Regions from separate parts of the Homo sapiens genome. Here region 1 is linked to region 2. Evidence: read pairs that join two places in POLR2A ChIA-PET (ENCODE). Cell type or tissue: Panc1. All regions are shown on one strand. Each heading gives the region's core, and the rest is flanking DNA. Links, peaks and the distances in the headings are about the cores only.

Region 1 (12,539 bases), core at 1,721-9,720, 77 kb after region 2:
GATACATTTATCACAAACTGATACTAGGCCAATAGTGTGACTGTCGTGAGCCCTTTAGCTGTCTTTCCTCTGTGTTCCAGCTCTTAGGAGTCCTGAAGACAGAAGCACTCTTGGTTAAATTCCAAAATCCAACGTGTTACCTTCTCTGCAATTGCAGGCTGCTGTTTTATTACTAACTATATTAATCCAACTTCTTTTATTAGGGAACAGCTCTTTCCCCCTTGCCTTCATTTTAAAGAATAGACTTCAGGAAATGTCACAACACTGGCTATGAAAGTGACCTGAGGAATGCGTATTCTGGAAGGCTCTGAATGTTTAACCCAACAATGAAAGACGAAAGATGGTGCAGCTGCAGCAGGGCGTCTAGGTGACAGGATTCAATGGGCTTGCGCCAAAGTTGGGACATGAAATAAACCCCTGCTTTGCACTGCACTTCCTAGATCATCATGTAGTCTAACATACACACCTTTATCTTCTCACATTTACTCTGTGACAGGGTTAGCATTATTTTCAGTTAATAAATTAGGAAACTGAAACTATGGGAGAAGTAACATGCCCCAAAAAACACAGCAAGGCAAGGGCAGAATAGTTCAGGTTATCCAGCTCTAAATCCCAAGCAGGCTGCTTTCCTGAGAGTTGAAAACAACACTCCAGAATCCACATCCATTGAAATCTAAGGGCTTGGCCTCTTAATAAAAAGGACCCTTTACCACTTGCTATGTCCAATGGGTGACCTGTACTACTTGTAAGTGAATTCACCTTTTGTCTGCCTACCAGGTGTCTGGCACCATGCTAGGCATGGAGGGGGAAACTAAGAGGGCTCCTGCCCTTCCGTTATTCACAGACAAAGAAAGAAACAAAGGCTCACATGAATGGTCATACTCTAGTGTAAATCAGCACTGTCTCCAGCCTCCTCCCTAGCTCCTTTGTCTCCTTGGTCCACCAGCACTCCTGAATGACAGGAGCCAGTTTGAGATGAGAGGAGGCCAGGCTTTCGCCTCCCCTCTTTCAAAGAGCTCCTGAAGCCCATCTGTCTCTTGAAGGAAGGCAGCAGACAGGGCCCACTCCCTTCCCTGGAGCCTGCAGCTTATCTAGTTCTATCACCTGAGAAGGTCCGAGGGCTAACTGGAGATTATAAAGACTGTAGGGCAAAGCCTTGCATATCTTTTCTTCGTATAAAACTGAACCTGAAGTACCAAAGAACAATCTGTTTGAAATACTGAAACAAACTTTACCACATAAACTGAGTGAATAACAGTCTTCAAGAGGACAGAGAGAAAAAGTGAGGGATGGCTACTATTTTTTCTTATTGTAAATTTACCAGAAAATCAAAACAACGATTTACTTGTTCTATAACCTCATATTCTCATTATCTCTCTCTGTCTCTCTCTCTCTCACACTGACACAATCATACACATACATACTGAGTCACAGACAAGAAGAGAAGTAACTTGCCAACATTAACCACTAGCCCCTTCTTTCCATCCTAAAATAATAGAGGCTGGGCGCAGTGGCTCACACCTGTAATCTCAGCAATTTGGGAGGCCAAGGCAGGCGGATCACCTGAGGTCAGGAGTTCGAGACCAGCCTGACCAACATGGTGAGACCCCCGTATCTACTAAAAATACAAAAACTAGCCGGACATGGTGGCAGGCGCCTGTAATCCCAGCTACTTGGGAGGCTGAGGGCAGGAGAATGGCTTGAACCCAGGAGACAGAGGTTGCAGTGAGCCGAGACCATGCCACTGCACCCCAGCCTGGGCAACAGAAAGAGACTCTGCCTCAAATAATAATAATAATAATGAAGAAAAGCCTGAGTGCCTAAAATTGCAACCATAAATAGAAAGAAAGAATAGGGTGTTTCTCACCTCCCTGTTGGGGTCTCAGGAAAAATTTCTAAAAGGGATGCAGTGTGTCCTTCCTAATCTCCTCTTTGTGGCCCTGCTGTCCTCTACTAGGCACCCAGCCCCCTGGGCTAAGGCAGCCACAGGCTCTACATTCCACTCCAGCCTCCTACTCCCCCCAGGGGCTGATCTCAAAAATTCCACAGATTAATAGATAAAAAGATGCTTGCTACACTGTTTGAATGGTTTAGTGTTCTCCTTAATCTCCTCAGCTAGGTCTTCACAGTATAATATATATTTTATTTCAAATAAATTTCTCATGGAAGAAATTTCAGGTAGTATAATAAGAAACAGTAGAAAAAAAATTTCACCAATTTTAAAGGAGAGAGCAGAGCAATCATTTGGATGCAAAGGGAGCCACCCACAGGTCCACAGGTGGACCAGAGGCCCTCTAGGCTCCCCCAGCTGCTCCAGTTTTCAACGCTCCTCCCTGTCCTTTGCTTGTAAACTACACATTCCCTGAAACATTAATTCACTTGTTTTTCTAGTTGGCTTTTTCTTAACTCTTATCGTAGAGGAAGCAGAAGCCAAGACAGAGGTGGGACAGCAGCAAGTTCTAAGTGGTTTACAGGTAGAGATCAGTCAATTTTCCAGTTATGAGGAAGGCAAACTCTGCATCATAATTACTTTTTTTTTTTTTTTTAGATGGAATTTCACTCTTATTGCCCAGGCTGGAGTGCAATGGTGCAATCTCGACTCACTGCAACCTCCACCTCAGGTTCAAGCGATTCTCCTGCCTCAGCCTCCCAAGTAGCTGGGATTATAGGCATGTGCCACCGTGCCCGGCTAATTTTGTATTTTTGTAGAGACAGGGTTTCTCCATGTTGGTCAGGCTGGTCTTGAACTCCCAACCTCAGGTGATCCGCCTGCCTCGACCTCCCAAAGCGCTGGGATTATAGGTGTGAGCCACCTTGCCCAGCCATCATAATTACTCTTAGGTACAAACTGAGCCATACATACAATAATTCAATTTCATATTTACCCATGACCCAGGTGCAACTCAGGATTAGACCTCCAACTAAATAATAAATAATATTCAATAATATTGAATAAGAGTAAGAAATTAAGAGTTAAGAAATATTGAATAAGAGTTAAGAAAAAACCAACTAGAAAAACAAGTGAATTTTTCAGAGAATGTGTACTTTACAATATATTGAATATTATTTCTCAATTTTATTATTTATTATGAAATAATATTCAATAACATTTAATATTGATTTATTTGATAATAAACTCCTTGATGGCTCTCCCACTATTTGTGGGGGCAATGGGGTTGAGAATGATATCAAGAAATAGCTTATTCTCAGAATTCTCTCTAGTAAAACCAGATACTACTTTGCAACCCCTGAGGCCAATCTTAACTTTGGACAATAAGAACAAAAATAGGCAGGGATGAGGATGGGAGAGTGGACGCTAGTCCTCGCTCACTGACCACCCCGAAGGATCAAACTGGGCCTAAAGTGGTAGGGAAGGGAGATGAGTTCTGGCCTTCCACATCTCTGATTCCAGGCCTGACTCCAGGCAAAGCAATCACAATTCAACCTGAAGTCAGGTCCGAAGGCTGAAGGAGAAACTCCAGGTCTCTAAACATCCTTCGGTTATAGAAATTTAGTGGCAAGATCAAATTGGCCAGGCAGTTTGCAAAACAGTATTTCATGGGCACATAGGAGGCAATTTGTGGCAGCTTATCTAAACAAAAGAAGCCTGAGCCACACCTGGGAACTCTGCCACAGCAAGCCTGACCTACGGAACTAAATTCTCTGATGTCAGGAATGCCAAGGCTCTAGTGGGTGTAGAGGAGAGGCCCACCGTTTTCCTCCTCAAACATGGGCTGGACTTAGCTGCCTCATGCCCCTCCCAACCCTGAGCCTGACCTATATAGTAGGCCCAAAATAAATGTTGGTTAATCTAACAAAATGCCAATTCCAGTTAGATATTAATCACCACCATTAATAGGCAGTGTCTGCCTAGCTGTCAAACTTGTCCATATCACTCTGGCCCCATTGCACTGCACTCAGCATCAGCAAACAAGGAAAGCTTTCTAGGAAATGATCCACATAAGTGGATTCAGGAGCTTGCTCCATGTTGTCCAGGGGATGTTGGCCAGATCACAGCGCTGTGCGTGACCACTATTGACAGAACTTGTCAGGGTATCACCACGGGCATCGCATGGATGGGTGCGTAACAAAGTGGCATGCTGCACCATGCTCTGTATACACCCTAGAGCCACGGGGGTCTTGTCGGCAGTCCTACCCATGTCCTGCACTGAAAGACTACAGTATCTTTTCTAAATTTAGTAACTACAGAAAGACAAAATGTTTAATGATCCTAGAATTTAAAAAACAACAACAAAAAATGTTATAAGGACAAAAGAGCCGGGCACAGTGGCCAGAGCCTGTTAAACCCAGCTACTTGGAAGGCTGAAGTGGAAGGATCAGTTGAGCTTAGGAGTTCGAGGCTACAGTGAGCAATGATCTCACCACTGCACTCCAGCCAGAGTTACAGAGCCAGATCCATCTCTAAAATAAATAATTAAATAACTTTTAAAAATAGAAAGGAAAAAAACAGGATATACAAGTTTGAATATAACAGAAAAGTTCAAGGGTATGGCATATTGTTGAAGTATCCTTAGTTCAAGCCTAAATTCTTCAGGTTCTTTTTACGATAGGTTAAAAATGCATATATGTATAAGTCCTGAGACTCGACCACATGTTAAAAATGACTCTACCATAATTTATGAATGCTAGGGTTTCTGTCCTTTGTTAAGTAAAATTTCATTCTGGAGGTTTCTGAGAATTTTTTTTTTTTTTTTTTGAGACAGAGTCTCACTCTGTCGAAAATAGTATTTAAGCAGAGATCGATTCACCTCCCCACCTTATTCTCATCATCCTCTCTGGAAAAGCTATTTGCAACTCAGAGTCCCATGCATCAAAAAAGGAGTCAATGAAAATTGTCCTTATACTAACATTTACTTCAGGTTTTGAGCTCTGCCTAAATGTTATTTTATCTAATTCAAACAATTAAAAAAAAACAGCTTGATTAATTTCTCCAGTGTAGTGTTAAGGAAAGGTTAACAGTACTGAGGTCCTCTTGAAAGGAATTAATAAAGGAATCAAGTGCTCAGCTCTCAATAAGACAAGACTACCCAGATTTCTAGTGGGAATATTTCATAGCACAAGCATGTTTTCTTTGGGGAGTTTAACTCACAAAAATTATTAAAAATTGAGATCAAACACTGGTGCAGAGCCTCAAAGGAAATCATACTAGAATGGAGAGATTTTTATCAAATAAAAACTGAAAAGTAAAGTTATAGCAAAAAAAAAAAAAAAAAGGCTTTCTCCCTCACAAAAAGAAAATCCTACTGTCTATGTTTAGAGTTCAAACAGCAAAACATTTACGGATACTTAATAGATGTGTAGAAAGCAACACTGTGCAATGAATGCAGATTTCACAAAGCCGAGCTTAAGCAGACAGGCAACTACCACCACCATTTCTCAGCCATTAAAAGCCACTCTCATTCTTATATTCAACAAATGCATCCATCAAGACTCAATAACAACCAAGCTGGTGAAAGGGCTAACGCTGAAAGGAGAAAGAGAAAAAAAAGCAAGAGGGAGAAAGAGCAAGAAAGTCAAAATCATAGTGTGTATTCTCCAGTCCCCTTAGGGGATCTGACTGAGATCTCTGGTTTGCAATACATAGGATATTATTATTGTGACTCAGATCAAGTTAATAAAACCCAGCCTACAGACCAGGGAAACCAGGGTCTGATGGAATACTTCCCAGACAAAATATTTTAAGTATATATGTAGTGCCTGTGTAATTTATAGAAATTAATCAGAAAAACAGAACAGAGAAAACTAGCATTTTTTTCACTTTATGGTTCTAATACATCCTCTTTATAATTTATATAATTTCCAAAATAAAATATTAAAATAAATATTTTAAAAATGAAAGAGACTATTTAAGTCTCTGCATATAAATCTCTTGGAAACCTTATGTTCATCCTGAATATGTTTATCCAAAGGCTATCACCCAGCCAATGAAAGAGTTATTCCACTTTTTACTGCCTTTGAGAAGTGTTATCAAAGCCTAAAGTGATTTGTCTCCTGGACAAAAAAGTGAGAAATCTTTTACCCTAAATAAAATGTAAGAGTCTACCTTCCTCAAAGCAAAAACCCTGGAAGACTACTGCAGCATTTTAAATTGGGAGTAATTCCAAGTATTAACACCTTAATCTCAAAAAGATTTCATTTTCCCTAGAGTCCTTGGTTCATAAATTATTTAAGGATAAAATATTAATAATTTCTGAGCCACAAAATAAAGGTATTGGTGTTGTCCCCCTCCCCCTAGAAAGCCAGTTTCAAAACAGTTCTATTCTGACAAGCCCAATACAAAATAACAGAAACACAAGTCAAACATTATTTCAAACTCCATATTGAAGGAGGAAAGAATTTCATCTGGGGTTAACTTAATAGTATACGTTTAAAGTTTGTGGGTGAACTCGAGTATCACCCAAGAGGTAAGAGCTACTATTTTATCTTGGCACCATCACGCTACATCTAGATGGAGATGATAGAAGAAACTATACATGACAGTTTCTATAAGTTCATTTATTTTGTTAACACAAATAGGATCGACAAACAGCTATGTTTTCAAAGAGCAAGCCTGTGTTTATTCTATATATGAGAGGCTGGCGGCGAGAAAGATGGCTTTACTGAGTCATTCTAGCAAAGGAAGAAGAGAGCTGCATCTCAGAAGCCTGCCTTGGTTAAAAAGAACTGTCTCCCACAAACTCACTTTCAAGCTATACATCAATCTTCAATATAATTATGTTTGACAGAATATAAGCTCTTGGCAGTTAACTTGTTTACAATAAATGCTTAGTTTGGGTACATGGACTGTATTTCAGTCCTACAAATATCAAACACAAACCTACAACAGTCCCGTTATGGAGCTGAGAATTATTTTGCTATAAATCTTTTTATTGGGGGGCCAAGGGAATTACTTTGCAGCTTGTTTCCCACTAACCACCTGGAACAGTGTGAAAAAAGAGGTACATTTATGCTCTGACCCTGCGCTAATTGGAATCCTATACATTTCCACAGGAGAATGTTCAGTATCAATCCTGAACATGCAGGTCAGTCCCCAGTTCTGCCATGGCAGCAAAAAATACACATGAAACAAAATGGTTCTTACTAAAGTCACGGCATTTTCATACAGTTCTTTTCCTCCTCAAAGTTTCTTGGGAACTAATGACCATTTGTAACAGTGTTGGCAGACTTTCAATGGTAAGCCCCAGTTTTGGGGGAGTTTATAAGTTAGCTGTAAAAACGTGCTTAAGGCTCAAACTTGCCATATGAAAGAGGCTGTAAATAGAGGTAGTTTTGCTGCATATTACCTAGAGATTCATTTGAGAAGGAAAAAAGTCAGGATCACCTTATTTACCCTTGTAAAGTGACTTTACCTGGTTATTAAAGGTGTAATAACTTCCTATTCAGGGAACAATTTGCTCTTCTTATACTCCGTCGATACTAAAGGGTTTGGGGTGTTCTAATACCACATTTCCCAAATCTAAAGGGCAACATCTGAATGGAGATGTCTGAATGGAGACTCTAGGAATGCTTCTCTCCTGACAGGCACCTTCACTCTGAATACCTTCTGGTTTTCGGATGAAGACAATTTATCATTGCAAGGTTTCTTTAGTGCTTTCTAATTTCCCACTTAACATGTAATTAGATTCCTATAATAACTCAACTTTAACATAGTATTAATACATCAAAAAGATCATATTAAGGATCACAGTTTATTTTCCAAAATAAACAATACTGAAAAATTCAGTCACGTAATGACTTAATATTAAGATTCCAATTTCTTCCTTTCTAGTCAATGTTACAATTACAGGTGACAAAAAACTTAAAACATGTTTGTCTCTCAGCTTCTAATAAAGAAGAATAGCAACTGATTTATAAGTTTCAACTGTCATGCAAAATGGTTTTATTAAAAAATTTTACCACAGGGTTTTCTTGTATACAGGGGAGAGGGACAGAAAAGAAAAATATTTTCACTACATTATCAGCCTCACAGAACTTCCTTGTTAATACCAAAGCACTATTTTGCAATGTGAACTAATGGAAAATTGTTAAATTCACCTAAAATAACTACTCCTTTTTTTAAACTAAAGAAACCCTTTTAAAACCTTGACTATTTAATTGCTGTTTACTTGGGGAAGAGGGACATGGAGAAGGTGATCGTATGAAAAAAAAACCAAAACACTTTCTTTTAATTGTACAACAAAAATTCCTTCCAAGGCAAAAAGACATTATGCCAAGTTCCACCCAGAATTAATGTTTAGGTTTAAATTATAAAGTCCAGAAGAAACGGAACCACTAATAGACCCTTAAAGCTCATGGCCTTCATCAACACTGTTAGGTTACGCAAATGTTAAAACTGAAAACCCTTTGCTGACAAAAGCATTTTAATGAAGGCACTATTAACTAGGCTCTATGGATTAAATAACTTTTTTAAAAAAGCTTTTTTGGGGCTGTTTGATATACATCCCACTCTAAAAGGGATGATAAATGCTCGGGAGAGTTCTGAAATTATGAGACCTCCACCAGGAGGATGTACTGCCTATCTTGTTTCTTTCATTTTGTCACCTCAGGAAGGTTTTTAAATATTAAATCCAAGAAACTCAGCGACAGATGAAAGAAATATTCCCCCCTAAGTCTGTCAACTGAGTAAAACCTGGAGCTCTGACTACTCTGATGGCCGACATTATCTGCAGTTTTAGTATCCCCACCACACATGGGGGTAACCCGAGTTATCCCCACCTCAGGTATCCCCACCCTAAGTCAAGGTTCCCGGGTGAACTCCACCGTCACCACCTAGGTTTCTTCAGGAGCTCACAGTTTCTATTAATAGAGTAACAAATACAGCCCAGAGTGAGGCAAAACGAGCCCCAGGCAGCCCCTGCTGCCTGGCGGTTCATTCGGAGTTGCTGAAAGCATAGCTCTGTGGAATGAGAGCCAGAGTCTCAGCAATGTTAAGGACATCGATTTCATAATTCAGAGGATTGCAGGTCGAAGCAAGAGCCTCTGCATTTCAGGTGACAGTCAGGTGAGTACACCTCAGGTGATGTGCCCACAGAGCAACTCAGGTTACCCCGGTGTGTGCTGAGAAGAAATGAGGGTGCTCATTATTCAGCCTCAACTCTCTCCCCTTCAGCCTAGTTTGGACTTTGGGAAGAGGAAGAACAGCAGGCCTAGGAACCCCATCTAACCCTTACTTGGCTGGGCTTTGTAACAAGAGGAACATTCATTACTTCTGACTTCCATTTACAGAGACAAAAAAAAAGGAGGGGGAGAGAGTAGTTCCACCTCAGGTAGAATTTAAGAAAATGGGATTTTCCTGGTCAAACTGTGTATGAAGACAAAGTCAATGGTCATTTGTAATGTCTCCTGGGCAACCACTTTCCATGGGCTCCTCTTTGAACTTCCCAGGGAAGAATGAGAGCCAAATGGTCTCTCCCTAAAACAGATTTTAGCTAATAAACACAACAAAGTATGCGAAAAGCACTTCAGTTTTTCTGCATCTTCTCCAAGACTAAAAATTTGTACATTGTGTGACAGGTCCACCTCATTTTTCTTAATGATGTTTTTATTATTCTTTCACTCAATTAAAGCAGAAATGGATATTGCATCTTCTGACTGTATAATTGTTATTGTAATCTGTTTTCGATCACTGCTTGGGAAATGGGTCCAAAACAACATAAACTCTCCACTGCCTCAGAAGACAAGTCATTTTCTTTTACTACGACACTTAAAGAGACATTTATCATGCTGCTCTGTTAGCATCTTTGGATTATGACAAAAGAAAGTTCTTGTTCTGTTAACCCCCAAAAAATAATATTTCAAAAATGCTATTGCTATTTCAAGTGTTTTGATATGAATGCATCGTCAGTAAGCTATTAAATATATCAATTTTGCCTTTCCTTATATGTAATAATAATTGAAACAAATGCAATAAAAGTACTCAATTTTAATATAGGACATAATTGGGAAATCTAAAAATACAGTTATTTTTACTTTATGCCTTTGGTCCTTTGGTCCTTTCCCAGGAGTCTTGGGCATGGCATCCAATCAAATTTGCTCTCTTTGCAAAGAAAATATTTTCTTGTGTTAAAAAAAAAATCAATCACAATCAGTTATGAAAGAACTGATACACTTGCTTTCCAGCCAAATGCAAAAACAAGTAAAAAGTATTTTTTAAAGAAAGAAAAAGATATATGTGGTTAACGTGATGAAATTCACGCTGTTTCTACGACAAACCCCTGCAAATCACCTCTGTCAGATCTTAGCACTTTGGAAAACATTTGCTCTAACTAGAGTCTCTTATTTTATATATTATATACATAAATATCTGTGTAAGTCTTCAGTCAAATAAACAAAAGAAAGACACTGAGCTGCTGTGCACATTTCAGTAACTGTGCAACCATCAGTGGGCACCAGTTACCCTGGTTTGAAATGGATCCCTTTTGATAAATAGTAGCTTGCAGTGCCTCCCCTTAATTTTTTGATCTTTTTTGTTATTTTACAGTTTAATAACCAACTGTACTACGATAGAACTCCATTCCAATGATACGGCTACTAGGTAAGAGCAGAACTGAATCTGCCCACACACTATTAGTGAGTAACAGTACCAGGAGCAACTAAAATTGAAATATATTTCCCCAGAAGGTTTTCCTGTCCTATGTGTCATAATCATTAATAAAGAATATGCTTACTATAAAACTGACATAGTTTGCTGATAACTTTATTGCAAGTTTCAAATTCTTAAAATTTCTATTCATGCTTTTATCTGCATTTTAGGCATTTGTCAAACTAATAACCATAACATCCACTTGTTTAAGTTAAAGGACATCAATTAAAAAGGGGAAAAAAAATGCATGCCATAAACTCTATTGTCATAATTATATATCTAAAGCACACTTGTTCCATATTATGTCTTTTTATCTAGTTTTTTAAAAATCTGAAATAAGTAAAACTTTTTAATTGAGCAGCAAAGATACAGAAGTTGTAGAATGCAATTTCTGATGTAGCCTTTCAGTGCCACTTAATTATACTGATTTTACCACAATTCTTAAATCACTTGCTACTAAAAAGCAAAATAATTCTGTTAATTGAAACAAATATATATAGCTAGAGTTCCATAATTTTGAAAACTCCACCATGGAACATTTTTACAAAAACACTGTAGCATGTTATGCTTACAGGGCTTGTTTCTACATAAAAGAAGAAAAATAATGTTTGGTTAATTGCTAACAATAAAGAGCAACGGAAAATAGCATACTATAATGACTACAACTGTGCTTTTTTCAAACTCTGTAAGTCCTCAACTGGTTTTTGTTTTAGTCATACCTCAGTTCCACTCAGGGCATCTACTTTGACTTTGAAATATTTATCACATTACATTTAAGTAGTAGGATGATGAATCTTTTGTATATAAAAATCCATTTTCACCACAGACATTTTCAAAACCTCTATTGCATTTTAAAATAACAGGAATTCACAGCTCTCCTTACTGGCACCCTAAATTAATGCTGGAGAGCAGTGTTGATTGGAAGTGAAAAAAGACCATACAATCAAAGTCAGTAGAGGCAAATCATTCATTTAAAAATTGCTACAAAGAAAAGAATAGAAACTAAAAGGCAAACTCTTTTCTTCATTTTTTTGAGTTAAGCATAAAGGTCTCCTACTCGAAACCATTTTAGGTTATTTCTCTGTTTTTTCCAAAAAATAATGAGTTAAAATGTATGGGTTAGATCCAACATTTCACTGCTGTTCTTATTCTTGGGGAGTGGGGGAGACGGGGAACTTGCTGCCAAAGCTTCTGAAAAGAGACTTTGGGCTGCTAATTTTCCGTTCACAAAATCTAAATTCCCCTTATGCATTCTCACACAACTCATGAAATAATATGAAACAGTATTATATCACTGCAAATTGAGACATTTTTATCAAAATAAAGAGTGATGATGCCAACATTTCATTTGTCATTTCCCACTTGTCACTTTTCACTGACAAACTGTTACACATACAACTTTTGTCAAATGCTCCATCTTTAAATATGTTCCAAAATGCCATTGTATCTCAGTATTCATGTAAGGAAGATAGTAAAAATTACTATGTTACCATATATTAGTTATATAGGTTTTTTAAAAGCCTACTGATTAAACAATATAAAGAATTCTTTATTAATTTACATGCTATATAGGATAAAGTTTGGCTTTCTGAAATAAAACAATGTACATATTTTACACACCTAATGTGGGTTCTTAGTCATAAGAAACATTTTAATGGTGAGAAATTTTATTCCAACAGAAACCTAAAAAGCTTTAAAAGATAAGTATAACCCAAGAAAATAATACTATTTGGAATTCATCTAGCCCTGTAAATTTAACATGTCTTTTTAAATATATACACATATGCTGATTCTATAATAAATACTTTTTAAAAAGAAAGAAAAATAGGGGTTTTAAATTATAACCATCAAACTTCACTGCTTACTACTTTGTCAGATATACCAAATAATTACTGTAGTCTTTCCTGGAATAAAACTGATTTCCGTATACTTAAAA
Region 2 (12,539 bases), core at 1,459-9,458:
TACCTAGTTGTCAAAATTCTCACTGAGGTATCAGCAATTTCGTCTCCATTGGTATTGTCTTATTTCTGTCACAACCATCAAGAGTCACTTAAGCTCAAAACCTGGATTCTGCTTGCATGTCTCTTTCTCATTCTCATACCCCTACTTACTCTCACCAAGTCTCATGGCTCTCCTCTGCTTGAACCTCTTGCATTGGTGGCTTCCTGTCTTTCTCACTTGTGCCACTCAAAGCCAGGGCCTCACTTCCCTCACCATTCCATTTCCGTCAATTACTGCAATAGGTTCGACTTTGCCTACTTCCACCAGGTGTACACACCAGCCTTCCCCCTCCCACCCACCTCCCTTCCTGCCATACACCCACTCACACCCTCATACAGCTTCAGATGGTGTCTAGGGGAATCATTCGTAAAACCTCATTTTCAATATGTCACTCTCTTGCTGAAAAACCTTCAAGGATTCTCAAAATACGTCAACTGGGCTTTCAAAGACCCCTAAGGTGTGTTCTCTACCTTCTCAGCCTTATTTTTCATTGTTACAACAAATATGATCGCCCAGCCAGGTCCCAACCATTTCTTTTTTTTTTTTTTTATGTGAGACAGAGTCACTCTGTCACTCAAGACTGGAGTGCAGTGGCGCAATCTCAGCTCACTTCGACCTCCACTTCCTGGGTTCAAGCGATTCTCCTGCCTCAGCCTCCCAAGTAGCTGGGATTACAGCTAACTTTTTGTGTTTTTAGTAAAGATGGGGTTTCATCATGTTAGCCAGGATGCTCTCAACCTCCTGACCTTGTGATCCACCCGCCTCGGCCTCCCAAAGTGCTAGGATTACAGGCGTGAGCCACCGCGCCCAGCCAGGTCCCAACCATTTCTATCAACATTTGGTGTCACTACCCTCCCTATATCCAGCTAGTTCTACCTTTGCCTTTTCACTGATCAAAAGCTTAGCCATTCTGAGCACCTGTTATATTATAGTATCAGGATAAATGTACTGCCATTCTAGACATTCTGGATAGCCACTTGTAATTTTCTAAACATGCAATGCTCTTTCGTACCTCTGCATCTGTACTGATGATCATGCGGTTGCCCAAAACATTCCTCCTTCTCTTTTCCTCCTTGCTGCAGTAACTCCACTTGTCCTTAAGGTATAATTCATGCGCTGTCTCTCCCTAACCGCCCACCCCCCACCCCACGTCAAATCTAGCAAGAAGAGTTTCCGGACTTTCCTCTATGCCACCATTACACTAGTTTATATCACTACTATATATTTACCAGATCCATTTATACAGCTGCTTCCCCTGCCAGGTTAAGGACAACACAACCAGAGGTAGGAAGTATATCTTACGTGTGTATGGACATTTCTCACTGCTTCTAGCATTAATTATGGCCTGTAGCAGAAGTGCTCACTAAACATTTAGTTAAAATTATTTACTTAATTATGACTACAATTATCTTGTGAGGAAGAAAAAGGTAATGCTCTCCACTGTATTCCCAGCCCTTAGAATCCTGCCAGGTATTATATATAAAATAGAAGCTAGAATTTGTTTTTGAATGACAAGATATGTGTTATATTATAAAGTAAGCATTTCATACAGATTGTAGGCTTTTGGAAAGCAGGAACTATGTCTTATGCTTCTTCCAAAGAGTAGGTATACATGAGGCTGGATGGATGAATAGATGCAAGAGAAGCAGGGAGGGGCGTAAGGAAATAGATCATTTTTCCCTTTGCATCCTTTCTTAATGTCTATTTAAAATAACATCAGAAATAGTACAAATATGAGTAGATTGCAAGCTCATTTCTTTTAATCTACAAACTATATTATTAACAAACATTTTTATATCTTTAAACATTTATGAATAAGTATATTCAGCCCAACAAAGCAGTTACAGTACAGCTGGAATGAGCTTCTTAAGATCCATGCAAGGAATTAGTCCATGTCTAAGCTGAGTGCTCAAGACATTCCCCACGCACCATTTTTCCACTTAAACTACCAATAAGCTTTCCATTGGAGGGCCAAGCAAGCATAGGTGATCTATGCATACTATCAGTGACTATCACAATGAAAACACACAAGGCTCTCCTATATGTTGAAAAACTGGTGAGATAAAAGGTGGCTGACAGTAGAAATGATGTTTCTATTTCTATGAATCCGATATTTGTGACGACATGAGTAGAACTGGAGAACGTTGTGCTAAGTGAAACAAGTCAAACACAGAAAGACAAATGCTGCACGTTCTCACTTATATGTGGAATTTAAAACAATTGAATTCATAGAAGTAGAGAGTAGAATGGTGTTTAACAGAGGCTGGGAGGTGGGAGCAGTGAGATGATAATCAAAGGGTACAAAGTCTCAGTGAGGCGAAACAAGTGGTTTTTTTTGAGATCTATTGTACAGCATGGTGAATATAGCTAATAATTGAGTACTGTGCATTTTAATATCACAGAGTAAGTCTCAGATGTTCTCATCACAAAAAATGTCAAATATTTGAGGTGATGAATAGGTTAATTCACTTGATTTAATCATTTCACGTTGTATTAAAAACCATACCATCACTTTGTACCCTGTAAACAGCTATAATTTGTCAGTATAAAATACGTAAGTAAATATGTATACAATATTCAAAGGATTTTATCCTGCCATTACTTTCAACAAGATACAACATAGGCAGAGGGCAGACAAACTTACAACATAGGCAGAAGGCAGACAAACTTCCTTACAGAACACTTCATTTAGATCTGAAGCTGAAAGCAAATTTCTCTCATGACAGAAAAATTAGGTAGACAAAAGTAAGTTACTTTTACCTCATCAGAGTTAAACAACAGCAGAGGCAGAAGGACCAGGAGTTGATTAAAGGCATTGTCCTGACCACTGATACCACCATGGCTAAGCAAGGGCTGCCTTATGGAACCAGGTCAGGGGACATTGATTTCTCTATTCAACTCCAAGGCACCACTTTGTAAATGACACAATCATTTTTGAGTACAAGAGGTGCTTTAAATGTGGTAACATTGTATCATTTCAGCTATAATGATCATAATTACTTATTTCTTTTAATCACAACCCACTTAACCACTTTAGTACAGAGGACTAGTTCAAGGAGTTTAATTTTCATTCAACATCTAATCTTTGTGTTTACCGAAACCCTTCATGGGCTTTGTTTACTGTCTGCCTGCTGGCCTGGACGTTTGATCTTGCAAGACTAGATCAGACAGGGTCAGATAAAATACTGATTAGTAGAATAAACCAGGCTTGGGGAAGTAACACTGGTTTTTAAAATCCTCTTTTCTCCCAGCTTTTTAATATCTGGCAAAAGAAGTTCAAATAAACAAATAAAATTAAGACAACTAACAATCAGACGGTTCTTGGGCAATGACTGAGAAAAGAAAAGTGATGGGGATAATTTTGCACTCTGGCCAAAATACAGGGTTTGGTTAGGTCCACTCATTCTAATGGTATTATTTTATAACACAAATAATTTTATAATAACCACCTGTATTTGTGTAAACTTTCAATGACCCTTCAATTCTTGAGGCATATTAAATAATTGGGATTGACCTCACCAAAGATGACTGCTTATTTTGCTTTTGGTACCAGATGACAAACACTTTAGATATAAAATTATTTTCTTGTAACTTATTAATTAGGACACATTTAAAATATATAAAAGATTCTTTATTAAGGCGTTTTCTTATTTTTATTATATCCCCCCAAAAGTAGATTGCCATGAGAGTAAAACTGATAGTGCTACTACATATATGATTGCCACTTCATTTCATAAAAATGATGGGGAAAGTTCACATCAAGAGTTCAGACAAAAAAAGTTGTGTAAAAAATTAAAATTTTACTAAAATGTGTAGAACTTAGGAAAAAACTACTTGGGTAAATCCCTCATAATCCCAAGACCTTAAAAATAATTTTGGAATAGCATGAATGTTTCTAGGTGTCTATGGAATCTCATGTACAATACTAAAACTCCTAACATTAAACAACTATTAATATTGGTCTTTTTTCTTTGCTTTTAGATAAAATGTACTTTTTTTTTTCTTATACTTCGGAGCTTATGAGCTCTACATTGTAAAATCTGGTCCAGAAGCAATTATGGTATGTGATGATCAGCAATTAAAAAAAAAATGCTGTCTAAACCAACCTACCACCCTACCCTACCTACCCACTCCATTTTCTTCAATGTCAAATATTCCTGGGAAACAGATTCATGGTCTTAGACCTTGAAACCAGAGTATACACACTGTCTCCCTATCTATTCTGAAGTAATGCTCATGTTAACTCAAATATGTCTGTGTCAACCATGATTGTCTTTGAAATTAAAGAAAAAAGGTAAACAGAATGTGCTTTGCTGTGATCACTGGGGAAAATAAAGTTAACATGCTAAGCCAAACCAATTTAGGACTTTCTAAAGAATAAGTGTAAATAGTTTAGCTGAAATAACAACAAATTCAAAAAATGCACATTAAAATGTTTACTTCAAAATTTAGACAATTCCATTTGTATGTAGTTTTTACATCTGTTTTTAATGATATCAAATTATTGATTGTTCATTTTTCTCATATTTATTTCAGCATTGACTATAGAATTTGCAATCTGATCTTTTTTTTGTCCTTCCAGTAGACTTTTATTTTTGCCAGGTTTTAGTCATATTTACTTTGATCTTTCAGAGTATATCATTATTTTACCGTTTATTTATTTCTATGAGAAGAGAAAAAAATTTTGACCTAGGAGATCTATATGTGGCAATTTGTAACAGAATCACATAGCTTATGTTTAGGAAATCATGTTTTTGATTAAGAAGCAACCACTTAGTTCCCACTGTTTTATTAAAACAGACATTAGCAGATAATAGGAAACATATTTAACAATGTAGCCTGCATTTAGTTTGGGACCTCAGTAAGTTGACTTAAGATTTTCTTCTAAGCTGAATAGTGCATAGAAGTGCATGTAAATTGGTAACTTTGAGGCAGAAATGGAAGGTAGGGAGGCTGAGAGGGACATGGAACTCTGACTTCTGGGGTCTCAGAAAAAGCCCTATGGTAGAATTCTGGTTTCACTACTACTGGTTTCCAAATTTGGAATTCATTGCCTTTTTTTCATTTTGAAAGCAGGGACACAACTCTTACAAATCAAATCATTACTTTCCCATGAGAAATGAGTCCTACTAGGTAGAAACTCCCACAGCAACATCTATTCATAGAAAAAGGCTTCTACCAAATAAAATATGCCTGCTTCAGTCCAACACTTCCCTTTTTCTGAGGGTCGAAAGTTAATAAAACGCACTTCTCTGGGTGTTTATTTTCTGTACACCATTATACCTGTCATGAATTCTTTGTTTTTCCTCCCACTCCCTTGGTTGATGAATCAACACCACTTGAACTGTTTTATGGCAGCTTGTGTTTACTTCACACATACCTTAACCTTCCCTTTTCTCCTCCTACTGACACACACACAGACACACACACACTTTTCAACAGCAATGACTAGCTCCATCTCTTTGAATAGTATGTGTACACAGTGTCTGACAGCCTCTTCAGGTGTGGATCCTTGACCAACTGAATGAAATCAAGGTCTCAGTCTGCTTTTACAGCACTTAAAGATTTAATTGTGCATTTACTATCTTTAAAAAAAAAAAAAAAAGATACAGCTTGAAGAATTAAAGCTCCAGGAAAGAAAAAAGAAAAGTAGAAGATATGAGTGTTAATGTGCGAATGCACACACACACACACACACAAACACACACACACATTCTGTAGTGGCAATTCTGAAAACACTAGAGTGAAGAGTTTCCAATCTTTCTGAATCTGGAATTACACTCCAGCCTATTAAAAGAGGACACTCTCTTACTTTCTCTTATAACAGCAAGTAAATGGGATCTAACAAATGACCTTGAAGCTGCATGATTCTTTTGATTTTCAGCCGAAGAGGATATGTCAAAGTACTTTAACAATCCTATTTTAAAAGAAAAACCTGGAGGCAACACTTACAGAAAAGAAACCTTCTGAGCCACACATCGATGTCTTATAATGAGAAGGGGTTATTCATCTTATATTGCACAAGGGTGAATATTAATATGCGAAAGCATTTGCCCAAACCAGGATCTAACGGGTCCTAAGAATTTTAGAGTCTGTTGAAAAGAAATGGATCTTAATTCAATTTTCAGTGTACTTAATTTCTCCTGGGTAGCTCAATATTTTGGCTTGCCTTATAAAACATATATTTAGCATAAAACACTCTCATTCCTTTGTGATCAGAAATGTGCTGCCAATGTTTGTAAACTTCATTTCTTCAAAAGACAACCTTGTCAAAAATCTCCCAAACACTCAATAGCCAACAAGCACTACTTTGACATCCTGTCTCCCCTGAGAAAATCTGCAAGTAGTAAAAGAAACAAATTCATCCTTTACTTTTACTTACCCACCATAAATTGTCATTTGCCCCTCCGATGGGGGCAGAGTAAGCAAGGCTATGAATACATATTATAAAGTGTGATAAATATGTCATACTTATGCAAAACATGGACTGGAAGGACCATCAAAACCAATGTTACAAGAAATTCCCCAAATCCCCTCAGGGACCCTGGTAGGTAACATTTATCTGAATGGAGTGAAAACAAAAGAATTTTTCCACCACTGACATATTTGAAATGGTCCTGACATGTTTAAAAGTCTAGGTGATCTAAATAGCATGCTATTTACTACACAAAGGAACTTTATTTTCAGGCCCAAACATAATTCTACATGTAATATATTACTGCTAGTATGACTACTACTATTAATTATTAGTAGTAGTATACTATTATTTGTCAAGAGGTTACTTTGTGCCAGTATTGTCTTATTTAGTCCTCGCATCTACCCAGTGACCTAAGTACTTTGATGATTTCCCATTTTCAGATGAGGAAATTGAGTCTTGGTGAAGTTAAATAATTTGCTTAAGCTCCCACAGCTAGAATGTAGAAGCTAAAGATTTGAACCCAAGTCTGCCTGAATGCAGAGCCCGTGTTTTCACCACTGCTCTGGAATCGTCGACACAGGAACACAACATCAAACTCCATTTCTGACCAAAGACATCCTGATACCCCAACAGTATCTGTTAATCAGTACCCAAACTATAAGTGCTGATTTAACCTAGAATGACAGCTTTTAAGTTTCCATTCTAAAGGATTTTGGTCTTTGCAGGTATCACTTATGAAAACTATAAACTTAACATATGGTGCTACTAATTTTACTTTTACTTCAAATATCTTCTTAGTTTTAAGGGAGCCAACTAGGATCTCATGACAGGAATATTAAAGATCTCACCTTTGTAAAAAAATTACGTAAATTGTATCTAAAATGAGCATAAATTCCAAACAACCAACAACTCATGAACCTCAGAAACTGAAAACAGGCTTTACAAACAAAAAAGTCAGTTTACCTTTAATCTTCTTGTACTTTTTATACCATCTCCCAAACTCCTGGCACTTGGTTGCTGACACATTGGCATAATATGTGCTATTTACAATGGATGAAATCATACTCTGAAAAAAAAAATTATAGTTATTTTTTCAAAATATGACTACTTCTTTTTAGGGACAAGAAAGAGCACTTTATAACCTGCACTAACCTCTTTTTTCTTTTAAACTTAAAACAGTCACTCTCCTGTAAACTGAACTATTAACATCAAACACGATTACCTGAATTTACCATCCCTTTAATTTATACAATGATAGTGCTTTCTCCAAAAAGCCAACCCTGGGGCAATGTCAACAATGGAGGGGACAGAACATGCAGATTAAATGCAAAGAGGAAGAACAGTTGTGATTTAGGAACCAGAGCAAAAGGTGAGATCAGATGCTCCAGCATCCGTAATCCAAATAATGCCTTTCAGATGTTTCTGTTCCGCTTCCAACTGCAACAAGCTTACACAGCCAAGAATCTGAGAACATCCGTGCTACACACTGCAGAACAACATTTAGGGAAATAAGTTAAATTAATATAATTTATAGAAACGTGTGATTAGAACTTGTGTGAAAATTCACCAAATGAAAAAATTAACAGTGCTATTTTAGAGCAGGGGAAACTAAACACAATACTTGTACTGTGTTTCAATAAAAAATGAACCAAAGCTCAAACTTTCTGAGTGCTTAGGTGCATGATTCTTCCTTGCTCTCATCCTCCTCAGCCCAACTGCTCAGCTGATTTGTGTGTATTAATCATTGGGGTTAAAAGAGAAGTGGAGCATAGCCTGACATAGCACTGAAAAGTTAAAATTATAATTACACACCTTGAATTGAACTTCCTACAGAGATGCAGTTAATACAGTATGTTTGGGCCAACATTTGTGGCAGATGTTAATGTATACCTGAAATGACTGTGTATGTTTTATACATAGATTTTATTTCTTATTTTTTATTTTGTCCTGTGCATAAACAACTCAAGAGATCCAAATGACCTGTGTAAGGTTTTATATCTTGCCTTGAAATCTCATCTTTCTCAAAAAAAGTTAGCCCCAGACATAGAACAGTTCAGAGAAATCTTAGAACTTCTAACGACATTTCTACAAAGTAATAGAGATAAAAAGAGTAACAATAAATCAAGTTATTTAACAGGAGGTTAAAATGCCAGCAGACAGACCTTCATAAACTCCCATTTAAAACAACAGACTCCTCTTTTTTAATCACTATGCAGTACTGGTAGGGGAGGGGTTTCTTAATTCAATTCACAGAAACCTCTTTCGCAGATGGTTAGCCCTCCCCAGTTGCTGATCTAAACATGACAATTCTTTTCTCTGAGGGAAGATAGTAAGGATAACTCTTTTCATCCCAAGGTCTGAACACAGCACTGGGAACTCAAAGAGCTAATATCATCGGAGTGTATCACAGAACCTATGAGGCCTTGTCTCCTGCCTTATAGGATGACCACTGGAATCCTAATCTCCTGGAGACAGTCTTCTGCTTTGCGCTATTAACGACCAAGTACGGCTGTTCCCTAACTAGCTGAGCTAGCTCCCGCTCTGGCTGAGATTCACTCTGTTCCTAGACTGTGAGACCCTTGAGGACAGTGACTATGTCTGTTTCATTTTTTTTTTTTTCTATCTCGTGTCTCACATAGTTCTGATGTGGGATATCTGAGTCACTGAAATTTAACACAGGAAAAGGGACAGAGATGAGATTTAAAAGTGCCAAACTGAAATGTCATAGTAATAAATTTTTTTAACATGAAAGTAGCTTAATAATAGATGCATCAGTCATACTGGTATATGTGAATAACCACAAACGTACTTGTCATCTCTCTATCTTATTTGTATGAATTTATCCTCTGGAAAGGCACAGGATACACAGCCATGGCAGGAGTCAGAGTTAAACTCTGTATTGCCAAATGGTCTAGAAAGTTAACTAAAACGAACAGTGTCTAATTACTGCCTGGCACTGTTCCTCAATTCTTCCTGGCCCATAATACGAGGCCACAAGCCCAGACGACTGCATCATTTTGGCCCCAGATAATCCAAATTCCCCTCACTCTCTACCCTCTCTTTGTCCTTGCTCCTGCTATATCTTCAATTGACCCTGCACAAGGCAGAGTGGCAAGGAAATGAATATCTGGGCTCCTACTGGCTCCGTCGGCAGGTCCTATATTTCATATAACTCATTTGTAAAGGAGATGTTGGCTACCCTGACTCAATTAGATTTGTTTTCTGTCCCAGATAATCATAAATAAGTTGTTACCTCTACTGATCACATAACAAAAACATAAACAGGTTTCAACTATGAACTGAGCAAAAAAAAAAAAAAAAAAAAAGTAGCAAACAAATTTCCTAGATGAGAATCTTTAATCACCAGAAAAGTCTGTTTGAGTTTATGACACATTTTATTCATATCAACTCCCTGCAGGTCTTTATATAGAACTAATACCCAAAATAGTTTTTACTGATAAGAATTGTTATAGTCCATCCTCAGAAGACTTTAAAATCAGAAGACATAAAAATATCTTGGGAATATTTTAAAAGAAAGGCCATGTTATATCTGATTATTCCAGTTTCATGAATATTTTCTAACCCTACATTAGACTGTTAAATTCTCATAATCTGAAGCTAAATCACTAGGCTTCACTAGAATGCTCTGGACACATACCACAAGGTCATCTTGATGTTAGTGTCCATTAAATATCTAGAACATCAACACTTAATTAATGATACATAAAGTTGAAAGGGGCTAACATGAACCCAGCATGTGCTATTACTCTACAGAAAACAATGTTCTCTAAAGGTCCTGGGACACCGAGAATCTATATTTACCGTATTTCAACCACTTTTTATACTTCAACATCACTGAAATAGAGATCCATCTTACAATCAATAGCATCTTAAACCTGATAAGATACAGTTGATGCAGAATGGGATGAGTAATAATTAATGTCTTTCCCACCTACCACCCTGCCAAAAAAGATCTAATTCAATTTTTTGCTTTTTAAAATACATATAATTTTGCAGTTTATGTTGCTCTTTTATGTTTTCCAGTCATTCTAAAGCAACCGCACAGTTGGACTGTTAGGATCCATATCTTTTTGATAAAGGAATAAGAGCTGAGTCAACTTTTTCAATCCAGAATGCAACCAACTCGAGTATCTCTGTTTATACAAAGCAATACTAATACAAATAACCCAGAAAATATGTGTATTGCTATTTTTAACACTTAAACCGAGGAACTATGATTTACTAAGGCTAATATTAAAATGATTTTGCATTTACTAAGCATGTATCGCTTTGCATGGTGGTGGGCTGTGAAAAAGAAAGGATGAGGGTACACGTATAATGGGCAACTGCGGCAGTCCCCACTCAGATACCGAGACACAGCCACAAACACCACCACATAAACAGTGGCCACAGACAAAGCTAATTTATGAATAATATTATATTCTAAGATAAATTAAAATGGTTAAAATGTCTTTCCAACTACAGAAACTTGAAAATTTCTGACTTCATTGTAGTTAATTATGAAATTTTAAGTATAAAGGTTTTTGGATGGGAGATAAAGTATAGGTGTCCTTATTTGTAGTCAATTTGACATTTAGTTGGCCATTAATATCTGGAATTTTTTTTAAATAAGGTATTTCAGAAATCAAACTGTATTAGAATTTTCTTTACTTATTCCAAAGTTTACTAGCAGACTTGAATTTGCTCTAAGCCAAACTGCAAGAGAATAAATTTTATAATATTGGTATTTAATACTTATGATAGCTAGATTGATCTATCTAAAAATAGATTTTCTTTTAGGTTCCTGAAACAACTTTTTAACTCACTTGTTTGTTTTTCAACTAGCCCAGAGAATAGATGTCACATATGATTATAAGCATGGTTCCATTTTCAAACTGAGGCCCCAGAAACTCAGAATAAAAAGCATCTTTCCCAAAGTCAAATAGCACTGGGAGGCACCATGAAGACACTCTGTTAGTGGACCAGTATTTCATGGATCTCTTAAGAAGGGAGACTAACGAATGAATGGAAGGAAACATTCACCACCACCTCCATCAGCGACCCCAAGCTCAACAGCTGATGCTGCAACCAATACTTTAGACAAAACAAAAAACAAGGTAACAACAGCAAAAAAAGGAAAACATGAAGCTGTGATCTCAGGCCCCTTATACAAGTTAACTAAGAAGTTTAGAATCCAAGAAAACTACGGAACCTAAAGGGAATTTAAAACTTAATAGGAAAAAGCAAAATAATAAACACAGGTTAAAATGATTTGTAAGATACACTTAGAAAAACAGAGATCTGAGCATCCCCTTTTCCCAAAATAAAACAAAAGATAAAATAACTGGATATCCTTCACTACAATCTGCTTGGCTTGGTGGGATTTATTTGTTTGAACAGCAGTGTGGTACTAAGAGTAGCTAAGCTGAAAACACATAATACACTTGTTATGAAGAAGAACATTTTTAAAGCAATGTGAAGAATTACATATTCTGTCAGTGAGAATCCCCTGTCTGAGGGAAGAGGAGGGGCATCCCCTAGCCTCCTCTTCTATGTCTTCATGAGGGAGAGAGCAAAGACAGGCAATGAGTGAGTGATATGTGCATTCTTTGCTCATTTTCGGCCTTTTCAATCTGCTTGGTGATATGCTAAATAACATATTAAACATGAGAATATAATGATACTTCAATTAGGTAATGGGAAAAAAACTGATTCTGAGGAATTACTTTGTCATGAAAAAAATTCATTTAATGTCATTTGGCAGCCTTCTACTATCCCTCTCTGTCCCCACTTCTGAGCTATAACATCAGAATTGAAAACTGCTGCCATTTTAAGGGAAAGAAACACTTCCTCTGAACTTTGGAGTATGAAAACACTACATTTGAGAGCTCTTCCCCTAAGCTGTTGCTGAATGGCTTGCTTCTCTAATGTCAGCACCCTCACCTGTGATTGGGGATATTGTCTCCTGCATCAGAGAGTGTAAGGATTCTTCTGTGAGATGATTTGTGTAAAAGGCCTAGCACAAGATGTGGAATCAGCAAATGGCATCTTTCTCCCCACTGTGCAATCATTTCTTATGGTC

What was found. Peaks named below come from ENCODE experiments on the same cell type or tissue, not always from the same donor. Only the 100,000 strongest peaks of a DNase experiment are listed, where the experiment ranks them.
Region 1: POLR2A ChIA-PET joins it to region 2 with 12 read pairs; 3 of 35 experiments call an interaction of 5 or more read pairs at or near these places.

Annotation. Positions count from the first base shown.
Region 1 is chr2:199,438,323-199,450,861 of GRCh38, forward strand. All of the region lies in intron 2 of SATB2 (SATB homeobox 2), which reads right to left. Among named protein-coding and RNA genes, the nearest start is that of SATB2, 13 kb to the right of the region's middle. In Panc1, for the core only: no CTCF peak of the experiment used is centred there; no DNase peak of the experiment used is centred there; H3K27ac peaks cover 3,837 bases.
Region 2 is chr2:199,361,185-199,373,723 of GRCh38, forward strand. It overlaps SATB2 (SATB homeobox 2), which reads right to left. Exons shown (of 11, transcript NM_001172509.2): 6 at 7,421-7,523. Among named protein-coding and RNA genes, the nearest start is that of SATB2, 90 kb to the right of the region's middle. In Panc1, for the core only: no CTCF peak of the experiment used is centred there; a DNase peak (open chromatin) is centred at 5,423.